Regions from separate parts of the Mus musculus genome. Here region 1 is linked to region 2. The links are chromatin contacts, found by Hi-C in ENCODE. All regions are on one chromosome and are shown on one strand. Each heading gives the region's core, a stretch centred on a gene start or an enhancer-like site at or near the end of the contact. The rest is flanking DNA. Distances are from core to core; before and after follow the strand shown.

Region 1 (5,479 bases), core at 1,718-4,217, 140 kb before region 2:
GGGGTGAGGTTTGGAATCAGTCCCTGGACCAATGGAAACACCACATAGATTTGCAGGTCAACAAGAGGTCACCCGTGGAGCAAATGCCAAGACAATAGGGGGAAGAGAAGACCCCAGAAGAGACGCAGCCACGGGAGACTCTGTACATTGGGAGATGACACAGTTCCAAAGTACGGCTCAGAGATGGGGGTGGAGGGAGGCCACCCTCAGAATCTCCCCCCCCCCCTCAACAAACACCAACGTAGCTTGGCAGAGCGACAGGAACCTACTGCACACACAGCACAGTGGTAGCAGTTGTCCCATCCTCAGGAAAGCCAGGGAAGGAAGCAGAGAAGGATGCGTCAGAAAGCACAGCTATGAAGTTCTGATTGGAGCAACAACACCCCAACTGAAAACAAGTCATGACATAGTCTGTAATGTGATGCCCTGCAATGCGTTGTCCTGGTGGGTGATGGGATTAAAGCGCTTCCTTCGTGTCTCTGTCCATCTTGTCCATCACCTCCCTTTCTGAATGACAATGTAGAAAGTCTTTTTATGGGGATAGGGTCTCCAGGACTGGATTGGGAATCACATGGGTGTGTGTGCGTGTGTCCAGGGAGGGGAAGAGGTCCTCTTTCGCCAGGGTGAACGGAGACAGCCTGGGTGGGGGTAGTTACCCTCCTCCCAGCCTTAACACACTAATACCTGACATTCCTGTCAGCTCCTCATCTCACACAACAGGACTTGATCCTCCTTAAGATGCAGATCCTTTCTCTCCCTCTCTCATACCCTCCCCGTTCCTAAGCTGATTCCAGGCTCCAGAGGAGGAGAGGTGGGAAGGAGAAGAAAGGGCCCTAGAACAGCTAAATTCCCCATCAAACAGGAGTTAGAAGTATCATTTCACGGTTCCATTCAGCAGGTATTGACAGGCACCTGAGCTGAGCTGGGGACAGAGGGCTCGACTGGAACCCTAGCCCTTGCCCTCCTGGTGTCCCCATCTGGATAGTGAGAGGTAATCTCTACCTCCTGGAAGGAATGGATTATGAATCTGTCCTTCAGAGAAAGGTCTTGATTTATTTCACTGGTTTTTGGGGGGTGGGTTGTCTTTGTTTTGTTTTTTGAGAGAACATCTCATGTGGTTCGAGCTGGTCTTGAACTCCTAATCCTCAAGTCTACAGGTATGCACGACCAGAACCAAATTGCCAGCTTTCCTTCCCTTCTTCTTCTTCCTTCCCTTCCCTTCCCTTCCCTTCCCTTCCCTTCCCTTCCCTTCCCTTCCCTTCCCTTCCCTTCCCTTCCCTTCCCTTCCCTTCATTCCTTTCTTTTTCTTTTTTTCTTTTTCTTTTTCTTCTTTTTTTGTTTTTTGTTTTTTTTTCCAAGACAGGGTTTCTCTGTGTAGCCCTGGCTGTCCTGGAACTCACACTGTAGACCAGGCTGGCCTCGAACTCAGAAATCTGCCTGCCTCTGCCTCCCAAGTGCTGGGATTAAAGGTGTTCTTTCTTTTCTTGAAACAGAATTTTCCAATAAAGACTGGGCTAGCCTGGAACTCACCGTGTAGACCTGTGGTTCTCAACCTAGGGGTTGGGTGTCGAATATCCTACATATCAGATATTTACACTACGATTCATGACAGTAGCAAGATTACAGTTATAAAGGAGCAATTAAACAATTTTATGGTGGGGGTCACCATGAGGAACTATGTCACAGGGTTGCAGCATCAGGAAGGTTGAGGACCTCTGATTTAGATTAATTTTGCCTCAAGGAATCCCCCTGCTTTGTCCTTAGTGTGTGAAAGGACACTATTTTGTTCTGTTTGCTTTTTGAGACAGGGTCTCAGCACATTGCCCTGGCTGGTCAAAGTTGTGAGCCCAAGTGGTCCTCCTTCTTCAACCTCTCCGCAAGCCTTCAGTACTGCTATGCCATTGCTGGCACCAAGAAGACCTTTTTGTTGTTGTTGGTTTTTTTTTTTTTTTTGTTTTTTTGTTTTTTTTTTTTTTCTCGAGACAGGGTTTCTCTGTATAGCCTTGGCTGTCCTGGAACTCACTTTGTAGACCAGGCTGGCCTCGAACTCAGAAATCCATCTGCCTCTGCCTCCCAAGTGCTGGGATTAAAGGTGAGTGCCACCACTGCCTGGCTCCAAGAAGACCTTTTGACCTTAACCATAGCAACTGAGGCAGGGAGAGGCAATGACTGGCATCAGGGTCATATTCTCCTTAGCAGCTCAGCGGGGGAGTGGTGGAATGGGGCATTGAGCCATGCCTCCTCATTCTTTCCCTAAGCTTGTGAAAGGACCTGGGAGTCCCAGGGAGTGAGAGTTGAGGACAGACAGGGGAGTACAACTGGCCTGGTCCCCAGGACCTGCTCAGCCTTCTATAGCAGAGGCCGCGGAGGGGAGCCGACCACTTGAGGGCTCTGGCCAGACTGTTTCCAGAACTGGGACATCCTAGGACCCCAGCCAAATGTCCAGGTTTTAGAATCAGGGCACATGCTCTGGGGCAGACCAGAGAGGGGTTGATCAAAGCTTGATTCTGCCATTTTTGTGTTGGGGGTCCTTATTGTGCCTTCCTCATTCATGTCAGGACCAGACACAGGAATGGAACATTGGGGCGTGTGTGTGTGTGTGTGTGTGTGTGTGTGTGTGTGTGTGTGTGTGTGTTTGTGAGTCCCTTCCCAGTGAATTCCAGGCTGCTTTGATCTCTATGCCTCTGTCCCCTTACTTAAAAAAGCAGGGAATCGCTCATCCAAGGTTGCCAAGATCCGAATCCCCAGATCTTAAGCTGAGCCCCCTCGAGGGCCCAATTCCGACAACAGTTTGAGGGAGGTCTTGGAGAGGGTCCCTGGTCGGGCGCGCTTGCTGCACTGACCTTACAGAACCCCTCCCTCCCGGCGCAGCGGCCGCGCTCCTCCCCCGGTTCTGCCTCCCTCCCGCCCTCCTCCCCTCGCTCCCTCCCGCCCGCCCGAGCCCGCGCCGAGCCCGCGCCGGAGCCGGAGCCGGAGCCAGAGCGCGGGCACCGCGGAGCGGGCGGCGGGAAGACAGAGGTGTCCGGCGACCCGCCGCCCGGCGCAGTCTCCAAAAGACCCAGGCCCCGCACGCCCTCCCGGGTCAGAGGGAGCTGGGGACTGTGCAGGCGAGCACTCGCCGCCCGCCTCCACCGTGCGCAGTCCGAGGTGAGCCCCGGAGGAAAACGCGCCCACCGGAGATCCAGCCCCGCGTACTCTACACCGAGCTCACTTGTGTCTGGAACCGCAGACGCACCAGGAGGCGTCGGCGGGGAGACTGCGCGGGCAGCTGGGCGACCGAGCGACCGGTCCCGGAGGGCTGGGGGAGCCTGGCAGAGCGGCCACGCGCCGAGCCATGCGCCGGGCGCAATAGCAGAAGGAGCGGGCTGCATGGAGCGCGCTGGGGCGCGGGGACAGCGCTGTGGCCGGCGCTCGCATGGGCTCCCGCTCGCACTCCGACTGGCGCTGCTGCTGGCAGGGTCGCCGTCGGGCCGCGCGGGGGCTCCCGAGGAGCAGGAGATCGCAGGGTCCGGTACCGTGGCACCGGCGGGAGGCGACCGCTGCCGCGGCTATTACGACGTGATGGGCCAGTGGGACCCGCCCTTCAACTGCAGCTCGGGCGTCTACAGCTTCTGCTGCGGCACGTGCGGCTACCGCTTCTGTTGCCACGACGGCCCGCGCCGCCTGGACCAGAGCCGCTGCTCCAACTACGACACACCGGCCTGGGTGCAGACTGGCCGGCCGCCCGCCCGCGCCCGTGACACCGCCGCCCCGCGCGACCCGGCCCGGGAGCGCAGCCACACTGCGGTCTACGCGGTGTGCGGTGTCGCCGCTCTACTCGTGCTGGTCGGCATCGGGGCGCGCCTGGGCCTGGAGAGAGCGCACAGCCCCCGCGCTCGGCGCACGGTGACCAGGTGAGTGCGCCCGCTTGCCTGCCCGCCCGTCCTGTCTTCACTGTCCCTAGCTGGCTCCAAATTTCACTGCAACTGCATCCTTCTGGACCCTCTAAATCTTTGGCCTCTCCGCAGTCCCTTTCTCTTTTTGTTTTGTTTTGTTCTTTTGGACCTCTCTCCCCCGTCTCTGCTTCACAGAGGGAGATAGATACCTGATAGCTCTCTCTCCCCTTGACCTTCCCTGCCTGTACTGGGCTCTGGATCCTCCTTGTGGCTCTAACCTCCTCTGCGGAAGACAAAAAGTCGCTGTCCAAGGAATGAGGCACGGACGATGGTCAGGAAAGCCACTGGACTGGGGCAGTTTTAAGGTGGTCGTGGGCTTAGCGAAGGGAGAGGATGCTTGCCGGGTTCCCTTGCTGCATCTCCCTCTCCCGCCCTCCTCCCACCTCCATCCATTTCCCCAACCCAGTGTGACTCAAACCTGACCTTCATTCCTTGGAATTTCAGAAGCATCCCCTCCCCAGTAAAACCCCGCCCCCCCGCAAAGGTTCCCCCCCCCCCCGCAAAGGTCTGGCTTTCCAGCTGCTCAGAATGGGAGTGTGGAGGGATGTAGACCTGTGTTTTAGAGACCTGCCAGATGCTGGCTAAGTTTTGAGTTTATTTTGACTTGTCAGCCGAATGGGAACGCTGGGAGCTGAAATTCTGTCCTGACCATGGCTGGATCTCTTCCACTTAGGCCCCCCAGCAAATCCCCTGCCCTGTTTGTGCTCTCCCTTCCTTTCCACCCAGGTCCCAGCCCCACTGGGCATGTAGACTGTTGGCACCACATGCAACAGGCAGCAAGTGGGAGTTATAATAAAGAGCTGCCCCTTCTCCCCCTCCCCCACCATACACATGTGGTGGACCAGATGTGCACAGGGGCAGATCATGAGAGTAGTTGCCCCCAGACCACTTAGCCCATCCCTTCCAGACACCTGGAGGGCAGAGAGGGTGATGAGCTGTCCCCATAGACAACCCAGCCGTCAGCCCAGCTGCCTGCAGTACCCAGGACCCATGATTTTCTCCCACTTGGCCTGACCCTCCTGGTGGGGCTGAGTTATGGCTGATTAACGAAGAGGCACACTGAAAGACACCTGAGGTGGCCAAGGATCAGCTGCAAGGCGTCTGCAGGTTGCCTAAGATGACCTCGCCTTTCCCACTCCTCAGCCGCTTGTGCCAATTATCCCACCACCTATCCCACCACCAGGCACTTTGTGTTTCTTTGAAGCCACTGGATTGCAGCGGGAATTAGCAGGGGCTTCTGAATGCTGCAGGGGCAGAAACTCAGCCTCTGAATGTGGGAATCTCTCTTCCAGGACAAAGGTGGACAGTGGGGAGGCCAGAGAGATAGTGGGAGCCAGAGACCCACTGTAGTATAGGGGTGGCTGGGCCAGTCTATAGCTGACTTGTTCATCTGCAAAGCTCCACCTGCAAGCCCAGGTTTGGTTGTGTGCTCACAACCATGTGCTTTGACTCTCTTCTCTGGGCTCCTGGGCAGTGTGTTCTGAATCCCCTGCCCACGTTTCTCTCTCATTCAGCCATGCTGATTCTGACAGCTAGGGAAGGAT
Region 2 (5,586 bases), core at 1,125-3,624:
CCTCCCCACAAGGTTATCCATCCTCCCTAAGAGGTTATCCATCCTCCCCACGAGGGCGAGGCCCACTATACACTGCAATCAAAGAGGGAGCCACCTCACTTTACACCTGAAGAAACTAAGGAAGGAGAGGGACAATGACTTGATTGGTATCACAACCAAGGCGAGCCGACTCCATTCCAGGCCTCTCATCCTGAGCCGAATCTCAACTGTACAACAGCAATCGCCCACTTTCCATCTGTTCCTTTCCACTTTCACTAGCCTCTTAGAGCTGATAAGGACGGTTACCATAAAATGATTCATGTAGCTTAGAAAGGGGAGGGGACCCATATTGCCATGATTATAACCAAACAACTTGTTAGTAAACTGCCACAACGATACAGGACATCTAAGTCATCTTTCCAAGTCCTCCCGGGTTAAAACCTACGCTCCGCCGAGCGCGTGCGCGCGCGCGCACAGTTCACGCCAGTTCCCCCTTTGGATCTCACCGAAAAGCACGCGTACAAAATGGATGCAGACTCTCTGGTCCTGAGCTACCAGCTGAGCGACCAAGGAGGTGTGCCTCACCAGGGCATCTTGGAAGCAGAACACCACATGTTTCTTGCGCACCAGCTTTGAGTGAATGGAGAGAAACTTTCAACAGTGACCAAGGCAGGCTCACTCTGAACCCGGACAACTGTAGCTCCCAAATATAACCACAAGAGTACTACCACAGTCACTTAAAACTGTGAGCCAGCCATCCTCCGTGCGGAGAGGATAGACACCGTTTACACCAGGAGATTCGTGCATTTGTACGGACGTATACAGAAACTGACGTTTCTAGTTTACATTTACATAGCACTGTGTTTACAAATCACTTTTTTTTCACCTATACGTTTGGAGGAGGGACACTCTTTTTTTTTTTTTCTTTTTTTTTTTTTGTCTCATGTAGCCCAGGCTGGCCTCAAACTCACTATGTAGTTGAGGCTGGCTTTGAATTAATCACCCTGCCTCTATCTCCGAAGTGTGTGCCACCAACACATTTCAGCCCAAGAAGCTGGCAACACAATCAAAACCAGGAATTATCCCCATTTTATGGATGAGAAAAACAGGCTCAGAGACTTCCCCAAGGTCTCAAATCCAAGGTCTCTAAACAGGCATGGCCTAAGGTTAGTGCTCCGTCCACTTCAACAGTCTAGGGAAATGATCTTGGGAACCCTTCATGAGCCTCAGCCGTAGGCAGAGAACACACAGCCTTCCATTCAGTATAGACCCTCACACTGGTCAGTCTCCAGTACAGTCTCTGCAAAAATGTTCAAGACAGAACCAGATCAAAAGGAGAGAGGGGGCCGGGCAGTGGTGGTGCACAGCCTTTAATCCCAGCACTTGGGAGGCAGAGGCAGGCCTGGTTTACAGAGTGAGTTCCAGGACAGCCAGGGCTACACAAAGAAACCCTGTCTCGAAAAATAAATAAATAAATAAATAAATAAATAAATAAGAGAGAAGGGACCAGTAGGCATGGTAATGTGAGCCTCTAATCCCAGCATTCGGGAGGCGGAGGCAGGTGGATCTCTGTGAGGCCAAGGCTACTCTGGGATAGATTATCTAGTGAGATCTCCAAACAAGCAACTCTGCTAAGGCAAATGTAGAGAATTCTGTTTTTCAAAAATGACTTCCCATGCACCCCACTTCTGCCTGCCAGGAACCTCTGCCTGTCATTCCCGACATCACAAAGATTAAAAACAGTCTCTCCTCCATTTTTTTTTTTTTTTTCCTCACTAGAGCTAAAAGGGAGTGGAGCAGAGGAGCTGAGCTGGGGCTCAATACCTAGAGATGGAGGAGAGCAAACAGAAGGGTTGGTGGGGAGCAGGGAACAGAGAGTGGAGTGTGCAGCTCTGAGCCCTGGAGGTATCCAGGGGCTCCTCCAGACTCTGCACCTAGGGACAGGCTCACTAGAGACTCAGCAGGCGACAGGCAGAGCCCTCAGGAGGGTAGGGCGAAGAGGATAGGGCGGAGGGCCTCAGGCGAGACTGAAGGTGGGGACAGCAATGGCCTCAGCGGCTGGGAGAAGGGCGAGCCTGAGGAAGCGGGTCGGGTTTGGGCTTCATTTCAGGAAAAGAGTGCCTGGTTCAGAGAAGCTGGCTTGCTGAGGAGGGTGAGGGAAATAGCCACACCAGGTCCTTGAGGAGGAGGGAGGGTTTAGGTCGCACCGACACTCCGGGCTCCGGCAGCAGTTCCAACGCGCAGGCCATGCAGACGTGAGGGGACACGGGCAGCAGCCAGCGCGGATCGTGCCGGTGATGGGTCCTCTCCAGGAGCAGCGCCGCTTCTTCATCTCTCCCAAACGCGGGATGGTCAGCAGCCGTCATCTGCCCCGCAGCCACCTCCTCGCCTCCCCGGCTCTGCAGCGCAGGTTTTCCCGCGCCGCTTCTGCGCAAGCGCAGTCGGAAGAGCGCTCCGAGCGCACGTGGAGGAGCGCGAGCCTCCTGCGCCCCGACGACGCGCGGGCGAGCAGCCACTGCAAGGCAAAGTGTTGGAGGCTAGAACTGTGGATTGTGTGCAACTAAACCCAAAAGGACTGTGCGTGGACCTCATCAGGAATGTGTGCTCAAAGCGTTTATAAAGTAGTTGTCAGATTTGATAAAGAAAAAAAATAAATGTTGCTATTATTTGCTTTTTTGTTTTCACTAAATTTTTTATGTATGAGTGTTAACCTGTGTGTATGTATGTACACCACGTGAGTGCCTGGTGTCTGCAGAGGTCAGAAGAGGGAGTCAGATCCCCTGGAGCTAGCGTTGGGGAGGCTTAGAGTCACCATTTGGGTGCTGGGAACTAAAACCAAATCCTCTGCAAGAACAAACCTCTGAGCCATCTCTCCCTTCTGTTTATTTTGAGTTAGGTTCTAGCTAGGCGTGGTGGCACATGCCTTTAATCCCAGCACTTGGGAGGAAGAGGCTGAGTTTGAGGCCAGCCTGGTCTACAGAGTGAGTTCCAGGACAGCCAGGGCTACACAGAGAAACCCTGTCTCAAAAAAAGGGGGGGGGTAGATTCTGATGTAGTTCAGGCTGGTCTCAAACAAGATATGCCGCTGAGGATGACTTAAATTCCTGATTCTCCCAAGACTGAGACAGGACTGCTCCATCATTTCCACTGTACCCCAACTGTTGGGAGTCAATAGTGCCCAAATCACATTCAAGGAGCCGGCGTGTTACACCAGGCACCAACACCAGAAGGTAGAGATCACTGGAAACTGTTTTACACGCTTACCACAGTGTAGAGGTAGAGAGATGCGTTATTATAGGAACATTCTGCAGGCGATGGTGGAAAAAACAAACAGAACACATATTAAAACTTAACTGGGTGACGGGATTTTGGGAGTTTTTTGGTTTTATCAGATAAACTGGGGTGCATCTTGCCTTCCTGTTGGGGTGCCTGGCACATGGCCAGCATGCCTGCTCGGGGGAGGCATACCGCAGTCTGTAACGACGGTCCTCGGCGGGATGGAGGATGATATCTGTGGTTCCCAGTCTCCTGTGTTCCTAGGCGCCACTGGGATACTGATGGGAATGGAGGTCCCTTATTCATGCTTCCCTTAGGGCATGCCAGGCAGGAACTGGAAGGCAGAGCCCAGGTCCGGGGTGGAACTCGGTTTGGCCCCAAGTGAGTTCAGGGAGAGTTGGGAGGAGCTGGGAGAGAGAAGGCCATCTCCAGGAGATTTCGGCTCTTTATGACAAGGCCTCCCTTCCACAGCAATCCCTGACGAAGAGATGGTTTGTTTCATCCTTGCTCAAACTGCCTTAATGGTGGATGTGAACGCGTTCACCCTATTCAAGGTGAACCAGGGATTAAACCCCTTTTCTGGGAAGGAATGCCCAGGAAGGGACCTATCCAGGTGACTTATAAGCTTGGAGCACTCCAGGTTTTTATGCTAAGAGACTAATGGCCATGGATTCAATAGGCTGTCTTGGTTACTTGTTCCAGAGCAGAGAGCAGGCAATGAGTGGCCTCATCCTTCTGGCTCTCAATTCCAAGATTTGTGGGGTTTGGGCTCACTCATCCTTACCAGTTCTTCTGTCTGGTGGCGCTGTCCACTTGCCCCACAGGTAGAGGACTCGGTGCACTTGAGAATGGCCTTGAATTCTTGAGCCTCACGACTCTACCTCCCAAATAGCTGAAATTACATTTTCTATGTGACCTTTGGTCAACACATATGGCTTTTATAAGGAATCAAGCGAGTAGAGGCTAAAGATAGCTCAGCGGTACAGCACTCGCTTAGCACTCACAAGGCAGAAGCGCCATAAGATTTCCTCTGAAGATTAACACTTAATTAGCTCCAGAATGCGCCCATAGTGAGCTAATACAACAAATTGTGGTGGGTGATATTATAGAACTGAGGCAGTGTGGATTGGATTTTCCATGAAGTTGGTTTATGGGCAGCAAAACTCCAAAACTGAACACCCCTTGCTTTCCCCACTTTCCAAAGACAGGGTCTCACTATGTAGTCCTGGCTGGCCTAGCATTCACTATGTAAGTCAGGCTGGCCTGGAACTCAGAGATCTGTTTCAGCTACTCCTACAGGTCATTCTGTCCCAGGTAGCAAGTGAGGTCTTGCTTAGCTAACAGGCAGCACAAGCAACTGCTTTAACTAAATCACTCAATAAATCATCAAGTCACTCAGGATTGGTCCTTTCTTACTCTCTACTGTAGTACCATGTGCTTATAGGAGTCCATAGAGGTCAGAAGAGGCATCAAGTGCCCCAGAACTAGTTACTGACAGCTGTGAGCTGCCTGATATAGACTATGCTGGCCTCGAACTCACAAAGATCTACTTGCCTCTGGGTACCCACTGCTGAAATTAAAGACATGCACCACCATTCCTGGCTCTGTGATTTTTTTTAATTTAATTAATTAATTAATTACTTATTTATTGCTTTTAAATAAATCCTTGATTCCAGTTGATACTGCCCATATATGGTATGGGGACATCCACTAGAGAATGCCTGACCTATCAGGAGCTACACCTTAAAGAAAACTGACTCGCCCCCTCCCATGGAAGTCATCAAGTACCCACAGCCCTTCAGGAACAGAGGGATCCAGGAATGCCTTCCCATCCCATGCTAGAATGTAGACTGGCTTGATCTTGCACAGCTCTTGTACAAGCAACCACAGCTGCTATGAGTCTATGAGTATAGTATCCTGTTGGGTCCAGAAAAACACCTTTCTCTCTGGTCCTCCTCAATTTTTGGTCTTACAATCTTTATGTCTCCTCTTGCTCAATGGTTTCTCAGCCTTTGAAAACCTCCCTTTTTGTAATAATGAGACTGGATAATAGTATATGTGATGGTGTGTATAAACTCACTCCAGGGAGTGGCACTATTAGAAGGTGTGGCCCTGTTAGAGTAGGTGTGTCACTGTGGATGTGGGCTTCAAGACCCTCATCCCAGCTGCTTGGAAGTCAGTATTCTGCTAGCAGCCTTCAGATGAAGATGTAGAACTCTCAGCTCCTCCTGCACCATGCCTGCCTGGATGCTGCCATGCTCCCACCTTGATGATAATGGACTGGACCTCTGAACCTGTAAGCCAGCCCCAATTAAATGTTGTCCTTTATAA

What was found. A loop is a pair of places that touch in the nucleus more often than their neighbours do.
Region 1: a map of mouse embryonic stem cell shows a loop between it and region 2 (2.0-fold over the local background). The contact joins the promoter of Shisa8 here to the promoter of Mei1 in region 2. A Hi-C loop is called at or near these places in 4 of 37 maps with a recorded cell type or tissue (T-helper 17 cell, mouse embryonic stem cell and regulatory T cell).

Annotation. Positions count from the first base shown.
Region 1 is chr15:82,210,303-82,215,781 of GRCm38, reverse strand. It overlaps Shisa8 (shisa family member 8), which reads left to right and starts at 2,967. Exons shown (of 4, transcript NM_001207021.1): 1 at 2,967-3,893. The coding sequence starts at 3,370.
Region 2 is chr15:82,066,905-82,072,490 of GRCm38, reverse strand. Mei1 (meiotic double-stranded break formation protein 1) reads right to left here and starts at 2,374. Exons shown (of 31, transcript NM_028897.3): 1 at 2,187-2,374; 2 at 486-609. The coding sequence starts at 2,345.